2 separate regions of the Homo sapiens genome follow, and region 1 is linked to region 2. A link is a contact called in ENCODE Hi-C or POLR2A ChIA-PET data. All regions are on one chromosome and are shown on one strand. The core of a region is the stretch at or near the end of the contact, and the rest is flanking DNA. Distances in the headings are between cores, read along the strand shown. Region 1 overlaps SNX10 (sorting nexin 10). Region 2 overlaps LOC105375199 (a long non-coding RNA gene).

Region 1 (5,028 bases), core at 576-3,075, 220 kb after region 2:
TCCAGCCTGGGTGACAGAGTGAGACTCCGTCTCAAAAAAAAGAAAATAGTGGCACCTAAACACATGAAAAATGCTTGCTCTTATGCATAATTGAAAAAAAATACTAATTAAATCACATTGAAATAAGCCATTTTTTGCCTATCTAGGATTGACAAAGATAAAACATTTTGCAAACGGATCATGTTAGGGAAGATACAGGAAAACAACCCACTCATTTGTAAATACGTTGCTTTGCCAATATCTTGATGATTCAGATGATATGGCTTGATCCAGCAATTCCACTTACAGAAATTTACTCATGCAGGTATTTACTGCGTACTGTTCATAGTAGCACGAGAATGTCTTATCAGTGGGTGCTGGTGAAATGAAGTGTGTTGCATTCACATCATGGAATAGTACACAGCCACAAAAAGAGAACGAGGCTAACTAAAAACCATTTAGCAGATACCTGCCCCCACTTTTTAAAAAAAGAACATTTTATTGTGATTAGAATACTCACCAGGAGACCTACCCTCTTAACAAACTTTCCAGTGTATAATACAGTATTGTTAGCCATAGGCGCAATGTTGTACAGCAGATCTTTAGAGCTGCTTAATTAATCTAGTGGACTCCTGATCTTGTTAGAACCTGTAAACTGATGTCTTTCTTCCCAATGCTGTTGCTTCACTACCTGATGCACCTTTTTTGGCTGAGTTTGCTTAACTGAGCTTTTTGTGATTGTTTTGCCAGCATGGGAGGACCTACTATATCTGGGACTCTATGCAAAGAATATTCAGAGGAATGATATGCCTTTAAAGGCTGCCTGTTAACAAAGGGTTAAATAATTTAGGCATTAGACGAATTGGGGGCCCTGCCAAATGAGTGTGGCTAAAGTCTGTCCTTTTCCTGAACATTCATGTAAGAAAACCCCACCCCCTGTTTGTCCCCACATTCTCTCTCCTCCTAAGGATCATTGTTCCCTTGTGGCATAATAATTAAAAAAAAATGTGAAATTGAGCCGTCATCAGACTGGTAATGAAATCCTGAGTGCTGAAGAACCTGAATTTCTTTTTTCTTTTTCTTTTCTTTTTCTGAGATGGAGACTCACTCTATCGCCAGGCTGAAGTGCAGTGGAGGCGCGATCTCGGCTCACTGCAACCTCCGCTTCCTGGGTTCAAGTGATTCTCCTGTCTCAGCCTCCCGAGTAGCTGGGGAGGCTACAGGCACATGCCACTACCCCACCTAATTTTTGTATTTTTAGTAGAGACGGGGTTTCCCCATGTTGGCCAGGCTGATCTCGAACTCCTGACCTCAGGTGATCCTCCCACCTCAGTCTCCTTTCAAAGTGCTGGGATTACAGGTGTGAGCCGCCACGCCTGGCCCAAGAACCTGAATTTCTGACAGGTAACAAATACCATTTTCTTTTTAAAAAAGTTATTCCTTTTTAATCTTGTTAGACTGAAATGGCTTGTCTGTCAATATATTTTCAAAGGGTAGTCCATTCTTGTAAAGGACATAATGTGCCTACTGTTCAATTTTTTTTTTTGAGATGGAGTCTCACTCTGTTGCCCAGGCTGGAGTGCAGTGGTGGTATCTCAGCTCACTGCAACCTCTGCCTCCATTCAAACGATTCTCCTGCCTCAGCCTCCCGAGTAGCTGGGATTACAGGCGTGTGTCACCATGCCTGGCTAATTTTTTGAATTTTTAGTAGATGGAGTTTTACCATGTTAGCCAGACTGGCAATATTTTTATATTATGACTAAGTATAATATGGGTCCTGTGTGGCTTGTTTAAAACACATTGCTCTGAAACCCTTGGGCTTTTAGTTGTTATATTGACTTGTGAATTTGCTGAGATTTAGCAACTATTTCCGTAGTATATGCAGTTCCCTTTTTTTCTAGTGGCTTTCAGTTTCATAGTTGAGTATCAAGAATATAGCCTGTGAACTGCATGGGATTCTGCATAAAGTATTTTAAGAAAAAAGAACAGGCCAGGCGTGGTGGCTCATGCCTGTAATCCCAGCACTTTGGGAGGCTGAGGCGGGCGGATCACTTGAGGTCAGAGTTTGAGACCAGCCTGGCCAACAGGTGAAACCCTGTCTTTACTGAAAATACAAAGATTAGCTGTGTGTAGTGGCACACACCTGTAGTCCCAGCTACTCGGGAGGCTGAGGCATGAGAATCACTTGAACCCGAAAGGCAGAGGTTGCAGTGAACTGAGATTGTGCCACTGTACTCCAGCCTGGGTGACCAAGTGAGACTGTCTCAAAACAAAACAAAAAAACAACCAAGGAAGGGACTAGAAAGCAGATTAAAATAGCAGGAAAAAGAATCAAAATAGAAGCCATATGTAGTGAAAAGAGTCCACCAAAATGAATCAGAAAAGCAATTTAAACAAAATGTATTAATTGGATTGGTCAGGAGTAAATAATGAATTTGTATGTTTGGGTGCACAGAAAACCCTATAGATGTGATCATAGAAATATTTGTTTACAAGAGTTGAACCTAGGAAGAAAGGCATTTTTCTAGATAACTATAATGCCATTATCATATCCTGGAAATTTAACTTTATACAGTACATTATCTAATAAACAGGGTCACATTAATCTATCCCCATTGTCCCAAAAGTGTCATAGCTTTTTAAAAATCACAAAATATGGCTGGGTGTGGTGGCTCATGCCTGTAATCCCAGCACTTTGGAAGGCTGAGGTGGGCGGATCACAAGGTCAGGAGATAGAGACCATCCTGGCTAACATGGTGAAACCCCGTCTCTACTAAAAATACAAAAAATTAGCAGGGCCTGGTGGTGGGAGCCTGTAATCCCAGCTACTCGGGAGGCTGAGGCAGGAGAATGGCATGAACCCAGGAGGCGGAGGTTGCAGTGAGCTGAGGTTTCGCCACTGCACTTCTAGCCTGGGCGACAGAGTGAGACTCCATCTCAAAAAAAAAAAAATTGCAAAATACTTGATAGGGTTTTAAAACTGCAAGATAGCGAATATAATACAAAATGAAGTGAATTTATATTTTCTATTAGAAAAGCAGTTTTAAAGGGGGTGCTTTCTTTTATGTAAATAAAATTGAAGCTGACAAATTTGAGATTTTATATTTTTATCAAATTTGTATTTAGAAGGTATCTTTTGCAACTTATTTGCTTAAAATTATACCTAGAGTTGGCTGGGCGCGATGGCTCACTCCTGTAATCCCAGCACTTTGGGAGGCTGAGGTGGGTGGATCACGAGGTCAGGAGATCGAGACCATCCTGGCTAACATGGTGAAACCCCGTCTCTACTAAACAAAATACAAAAACTAGCCGGGCGTGGTGGCAGGCGCCTGTAGTCCCAGCTACTTGAGAGGCCGAGGCAGGAGAATGGCGTGAACCCCAGAGGCAGAGCTTGCAGTGAGCCGAGATCGCACCACTGCACTCCAGCCTGGGAGACAGAGCGAGACTGTCTCAAAAAAAAAAAAAAAACAAAAAACCTAGAGTAAAAAAAATGGGATCTCATTTCCTTGCAGCAGATGACAACTTTGGATTCTTGGTCTAGCTTAATTAGTAAATTGGCTTAGAATCACATGATTTCAGACCTGACAGCAACCCAGGATTTTCCAGAAACCCAAGGTTATGGATGGGAACAATGAATCATTGGTGTGATTACATTATCCTTTAACCGTAATGGGTTTGCCTTGCATTAAGTAACCAGAGGGAAAGAAAGCACCTGTTCCTTAACTCTTGTGGCATTTCCACACTCATCTTCACTGAGCTTGTGCTAGTGGGGAAAACAAATGACAAACTGTAGTTCTGTTTTTTGGTTTTAAGCCTAATAATAATAATTAATGGCAGCAATTACTATGTGCTTGTTATGAGCCAGGCTTTAGGCCAGGTGTTTTATACATATTAACTTCTTTGTACTTTGTAATAATTATATAGAATTAGGTTCTGTTGTTGATCACTGTTTTATAGATGAGGATACCGAGGCGCACAGAGGGTAAGCAGGTGGACCAGGGTCACTTAGCAGGATTTGAGCCCAGGGAGGATGAACACTGGGCAGCCCATGCTTCATCAGTGCAGTGCCCTAAGCTGCTGAGTATTTTTGGGCGCTTTTTTTCTCCATTTATTCATGCTGTCTGTGCGAATGTGTATGGAAAACTCCAAGCAATTGGAGTATGCCCAGAATATACTAGAATTTTAAGATGCAAATGTTAGATCACATCGCCTACATTTCTGATGGTAGTCAATCTTGAATAGCCAGGCTAATGCATATTTCCTGTATGCGTTACATACCTGATACTACCAAGATCGAGGCCGGAGATGCTAAATAAACAAGAATAGTGAGGAGCCATGCCATTTGTAATTTACGGTTTGGTGGGGCACAGACATTAATTCAGCATTTACCCAAATAAGGGTAATGATATTTTTATTCTCAGAATAATCTTTTATTCTTATGATAAGAGTTACAGAGGAAGATGATGGTACAAGGGAAGCTACCTAGGGAGAGCTGACCTTGTTGGAGGGAGTGAGAGCAAGCGCCCTGGGTAGTGAGATTGTAACCAAGATTTGAAAAGTGAGTAGGGTTAACTAGTGACAGATGGATTTGAATTCCAGCATTGCCCTTGAGCACGTTGGTCACTTTGTGGTGATGACCTTGAACAAGTTACTTTACCTCTCTAAGCCTTAGTATCTTCATCTGTAAAATGGGTGATTGTGAGAATTAACAACATACAACATACTCAGCACAAGGCCGATACATAGTCATCAGTAGTGGCAGTTTTTATTACTGTTGGCATTTTCTGTTCATTTTACTGGGAACTTAGAAGAGACACTTATTTAAGTCTCTTACTCTGTAGCAAGGGCCACCAAATACCTGGGAATAATTAACTTGGAAAAATGGAAGCCTGAATGAATATTGAATATTTAATGGTGATCTTCTTTGATCTTTTTTTTTTTTTTTTTTTTTGAGACAGAGTCTCACTCTGTTGCCCAGGCTGGAGTGCAGTGGCACGATCTCGGCTCACTGGAACCTCTGCCTCTTGGGTTCAAGCGATTCTCCTGCCT
Region 2 (5,334 bases), core at 378-2,877:
AAAAAGATGAAGAATCCAATGAAACACATGACATGATGATTTTGAGTTATGAAAAATATTCATGCTCCATTAAGAATCATATAGAAAGCCACTCACATATTTCCACAGGCTATGCATGCAAACAACAGCAAACTGACACACAGTTCAAGTTATTTGCAGTATTGCGTCCATAGAGAGAGAAACTCTAAAGTTCTGTGACAGATTTTTAAACAAAACATCAGAACTTACACATCCTCATTAGTACAAACCTCAGGAGGCTACATCTTTATTCCAACAATGATATCATTGTTCAACGCATTTTAAAATTCCTCTTTAGAAACACTACACAGAGCCAGCGGCCTGTTCTTTTTAATATCTGCTGTAGTGGCAAATCTTCATATTTGGAGGGTAAATTTGATTCTTGTAGATAACAAAAGGGCATTAGGAATTGGTTGGTGATTGAGAATCCTAGATTATAAACCAAAAGGGAAATGTGATTGCCATGTAATAAGAATTTATTTTCTTACATGGCTTTTTACACTGGCTCTAAAAGCAAATCCAGAGAAATAGTTCCAGAAATGATTTTTGAGGGTTGATTTAGTAAATCTATCCACTCCACAGAAGGGACAAAACAAGCAAGAAGAACGCATCATAAGCATCATTACATCTAACATCTGTACATTAGGGTCTGCATTTACAATGTATCTAGCATAATAGTGCCTCATTTACGTTCGCATCTGCCCCCACCTTGGCCTGACCCATGGTTCAAATAACCTCAAAGGTATCTACAAAATACAATACTGAGGGCCGGGCATGGTGGCTCACACCTGTAATCCCAGCATTTTGGGAAACCAGCCTGGCCAACATGGTGAAACTCCCTCTCTACTAAAAATACAAAAATTAGCCAGGCATGGTGGTGCACACCTGTAATCCCAGCCATTCAGGAGGCTGAGGCAGAGAAAATGCTTGAACCTACAAGGCAGAGTTTGCAATGAGCCAAGATTGTGCCACTGCACTCCAACATGGACAACAGAGCAAGACTTTGTCTCAAAAAAAAAAAATACAGTTTTTTTGTAGCCCTCTATAATTGATATATTTTTAAATAGTCAATAATAAAAATGTATCAATACTCCTCTATTGTATCAGGAACAGAGAAGTCATCTTTCAACTAGGTGACATTGTAGTGAGTGAAACCTCCTCATCATATACAAAGGCTAAACCAGCAGAGCAAAGGAGGAAAACAGGAAGTGAAAAGGCCACGAGAAATGTGAGATCTTAAATCCAAATCAAATATCTTTGTTCTTTGTTGTTACCCTTAGAGTCATTTCTTTTTTTTTTTTTTTTTTTTTTGAGACAGAGTCTTGCTCTGTCACCCAGGCTGGAGTGCAATGGTGCGATCTCAGCTCACTGCAACCTCTGCCTCCCAGGTTCAGGCAATTCTCCTGCCTCAGCCTCCCGAGTAGCTGGGATTACAGGCACCTGCCACCACACCCAGCTAATTGTTGTATTTTTTAGTGGAGATGGGGTTTCATCATGTTGGCCAGGCTGGTCTCCAACTCCTGACCTCGTGATCCACCCACCTCAGCCTCCTAAAGTGCTGGGATTACAGACGTGAGCCACCGTGCCTGGCTGAGTCATCATTTCTTAACATTTCTTACAACCAGTCCTTTTCACTAGACTCATTCATTGCATCAGAATATCTACAACCTTGGGCAAGTTACTGAACCTGGGTAGGGGAAGAGGGAGAATATCTACAACCTTGGGGTTGAGAGGAGGAGGGAGAATATCTACAACCTATTAAGACAACCAGAAGCAACCACAAGGATTCCTAGGCCAATACTTCTAAGCCAATTCTGGAAAATATCGTAGAGAAGGGTCGAAGTGGGGTTTTCTGGTAGCACAGGGAATAGTGGTACACACAGGAAAGAGTCTATGTCACTGGGTTTGTATTGTCTTGCAGAGATAATTCATTCCCCAGTGGTTGTCAAAATAACATACCAAGGATCAAAATCATAGCTGTTTGTGCCTGTGGCTGTTTGCACATGGAGGTCAAATGGTGTTCCCTCATTTACCATGGGTAGTAGGGCATAAATGTCCTCTAACTGTCCCAGTTTGCATGGAACTGTCACGGTTTCAGCACTGGCAGCCCCACGTCCCAGGAAACTGCTCAGTTCAAGGCAAACCAGAACAAACCATTGGTCAGAGGAAAAGGAAGCCCACATGAGGCCATAAGATATATTTCAGCTGCCCATCGAGAATGGAAGCCAGCAATCCTGACATCAGCCATTAGGTCATTTTGTTCTACCTGGCTGGTGTTCACCTCCAAGAACTTTCCCAAGCTTGTGACCCAACATGGTAAGAGAAGAAAATGACAGTAAGCTCTGGGCCCCCACTGTGGTGTGAAGCTTGAGCTATGCCACACTGCCTTCCTGGGCCTCAGAGATATAATGCGTAGGTGAGGAGCTGCACCAAATCAGTGTTTTCAAACTCCAGACAACAGTTTGATTTTCATGGGCCAGGAAATCAATGTAGTGGCTTGCAAACAGCATTTTAAAATAATAGAATAAAATGGAATATGTGAGAGGGCATTGCACGTGGCAAGGAAATATTGTTTGTAAAATATGTTTCAGCTACATATCTATGTCCATGTGTACTGGGTCTCAGTGTAAAATCTAGTGCTTAGTGTGGGTTGCAAAGTCCATACATGGAACAATCTCCAAACTTTCTACCAGCTCCAGAATTTTGTATCCTACAGAAGTCATCCTAATAATTTCTTCTCTTATACGTGTCATGAGATTTGGTAACTAGAGTGCGTGGGACTTCCTTCACTGGGCATTGGGTTATATTATTTTTATAAATTGTTTTTCTCTTTTATTATTGTAAGGAAAAGTTGTCCTTCACCTATTTATAGCACCCAGCACGGAGTCTTACAGTTAGGTCACTGTCAATAAATGGTTCTTATCTCTTTTTTTTTTTTTTTTTTTGAGACAGTCTCACTTGTCACTCAGGCTGGAGTGCTGTGGAACAATTACAGCTCTCTGCAGCCTCGACCTCCCAGGCTAAATCAATGTGCCTGCCTCAGCCTCCCAAGTAGCTGGGACTACAGGTGTGTGCCACCATGCCCAGCTAATAATTTTTATTTTTTGTAGAGACAGGGTCTCCCTATGTTGCCCAGGCTGGTCTCAAACTCCTGGCCTCAAGCGATCCTCCTGCCTCAGCCTTCCAAAGTGCTAGGATTACAGGCATGAGCCAAATGCCCAGCCAAGAAATGTGTCTTATATTCCAACATACCAACAAGAACACACTCAAACATCATCATTGGTGCCATCTTCCAGCTCCAGCAAAAGCAGAAGTCCCAGGGCTGGATGGTTGTCTCAGACAGCAAGAGCATGGGCTCTTGAACAATTTTGCCTTTCAACTGGAGAGAACTCGGCCCAGTAAAGGCCACAGTGATGCAACAGCAGCCACTGCAGACGCAAGTCTGACCCTGAGGTAAGATGCTGTTTCAGCCAGGTGCGATGGCTCAGGCCTGTAATCCCAGCACTTCGGGAGGCTGAGGTGGGCGGATCACAAGGTCAGGAGTTCGAGACCAGCCTGACTAATATGGTGAAACCCCATCTCTACTAAAAAATACAAAAAAAATTAGCTGGGCATGATGGTGCGTGCCTGTAGTCCCAGCTACTCAGGAGGCTGAGGTAGGAGAATCGCTTGAACCCGGGAGGCAGAGGTTGCAGTGAGCTGAGGTCGCACCACTGCACTCCAGCCTGGGCTACAGAGTGAGACTCTGTCTCAAAAAAAAAAAGAAAAAAGAAAAAGAAAAAAAAAGACTCTTTTCAAGAACAACCTGGTTCAACTGCTGAAGAGATGAACACACAAGGGAAAAGCAAAGGAGAAAAAAGAAGGAAAAGATAGATCTAGAATGAAAAACAGGTACGCACTAATCACACACCAATGATGACTTCCTGTTTTTGTTTTTGTTTTTGAGACTGAGTCTCACTCTGTCACCCAGGCTGGAGTGCAGTGGCACAATCTCAGCTCACTTCAACCTCTGCCTCCCGGGTTCAAGTGATTCTCCTGCCTCAGCCTCCTGAGTAGCTGGAACTACAGGCACGTACCACCATGCCTGGCTAATTTTTGTATTTTTAGTAGAAACAGGGTTTCACCATATTGGCCAGACTGGTCTTGAACTCCTGACCTCGTGATCCACCTGCCTTGGCCTCCCAAAGTGCTGGGATTACAGGCATGAGCCACTGCACCCGGCTAATGACTTCTAGGAGGGTGAAATATGACAGGCACTGCCTGTGCATTGACAGGAAGTATGATTTTATGGATTGTCACTCTATAATGGCAGGGTATAGAAAGAATAAAGGTTAGCAATTTTTACATAACAAATCTATTAGGGAACCCTTTTGTTTTCTACTCTGCCCCGCCACCAAAAGTTATGCAGGAATTTCCATATAATCAGGACTTCAACTAAAAATTTCTGCATCCTGAAAAGGAAAAATGTCATTTCCTCTTAAATCACACTTATTTCCATGGGTAATTCTGAAGTTTGTTAAAAGGACAGAAATGGAGAAGGTTCATATTTATGGTTCCCAGTCTTTTAAAAAATTAGGAAGTGAAATTGCTTCTCCAAAATATAAGAACAGATCAGAAATTAAAACTTAAGAGGCCCACTGCAGTGGTTCACGCCTGTAATCCCCGCACTTTGGGAGGTGGAGGCGGGAGGATCACTTGAGTCCAGGAGTTCAACACCAGCCTGGGCAATATAGTGAGACCCCCCTCCCCCCACCCGCAATCTCTTCAAAATGACATTTAAAATGTATTTTTAAAATTAAGACATTAAAACTTAACTTTTTACAAGCATAAAATTAGGCCACATCACGAGCATGGCTGGCCATGGGATGGGCTCATGCCCAAATGAGGGTGCCCAAGCCCCTGGGGCCACATCCCACACAGGGGAGGAAACTCCATCCCAGTAAGAGAAATGACGTGATATGGACTTTGCTGGCAGGGGCGAGGGGTCGTCCAGGCGGGTGCGGAGGGACACAGTGTGTGGAGACAGGCAGTTGAGCTGTTCTAGCCAGGACCTGCCGCCTTTGAAAAACAAGACCTAAGGAAACGACCACAGGCTCAGAATCCCAGGCTAAGCTAAACAGCTCGATCTCAGGAAAGAGGAACTGATGCAGTTGAGAACCGGCCGTTCTCTTTTCTGCTGTCTGTACTTTTTATTATGTTCCTTTAAACTACTTGTTACGGGAACTTAATTTTTAACAACTATGTAATAAATCCAACAAAACTATGAAACTAACACCTAAGTTCCTCATGCTTTTTCAGTACCCATCGCTGGACTCC

What was found. Hi-C counts contacts between places; a loop is a spot of excess contacts on that map. ChIA-PET counts read pairs that join two places held with the same protein, here RNA polymerase II (POLR2A). Pooled maps may share reads with other maps.
Region 1: a pooled map shows a loop between it and region 2 (2.6-fold over the local background). The contact joins two enhancer-like sites. A Hi-C loop is called at or near these places in 1 of 168 maps with a recorded cell type or tissue (naive thymus-derived CD4-positive, alpha-beta T cell) and 8 of 50 pooled maps. POLR2A ChIA-PET finds 5 or more read pairs at or near these places in 3 of 52 experiments (activated B cell, activated CD4-positive, alpha-beta T cell and activated naive CD8-positive, alpha-beta T cell).

What each region holds. Positions count from the first base shown.
Region 1 is chr7:26,312,751-26,317,778 of GRCh38, forward strand. All of the region lies in intron 1 of SNX10 (sorting nexin 10), which reads left to right. Among named protein-coding and RNA genes, the nearest start is that of SNX10, 23 kb to the left of the region's middle. Within about 2 kb of position 1,826, at least 3 of the 41 ENCODE cell types and tissues checked have a DNase peak (open chromatin) inside an H3K27ac peak, as active enhancers do.
Region 2 is chr7:26,096,069-26,101,402 of GRCh38, forward strand. All of the region lies in intron 1 of LOC105375199 (a long non-coding RNA gene), which reads right to left. Among named protein-coding and RNA genes, the nearest start is that of NFE2L3, 53 kb to the right of the region's middle. RefSeq lists a silencer at 5,270-5,334. Within about 2 kb of position 1,628, at least 3 of the 41 ENCODE cell types and tissues checked have a DNase peak (open chromatin) inside an H3K27ac peak, as active enhancers do.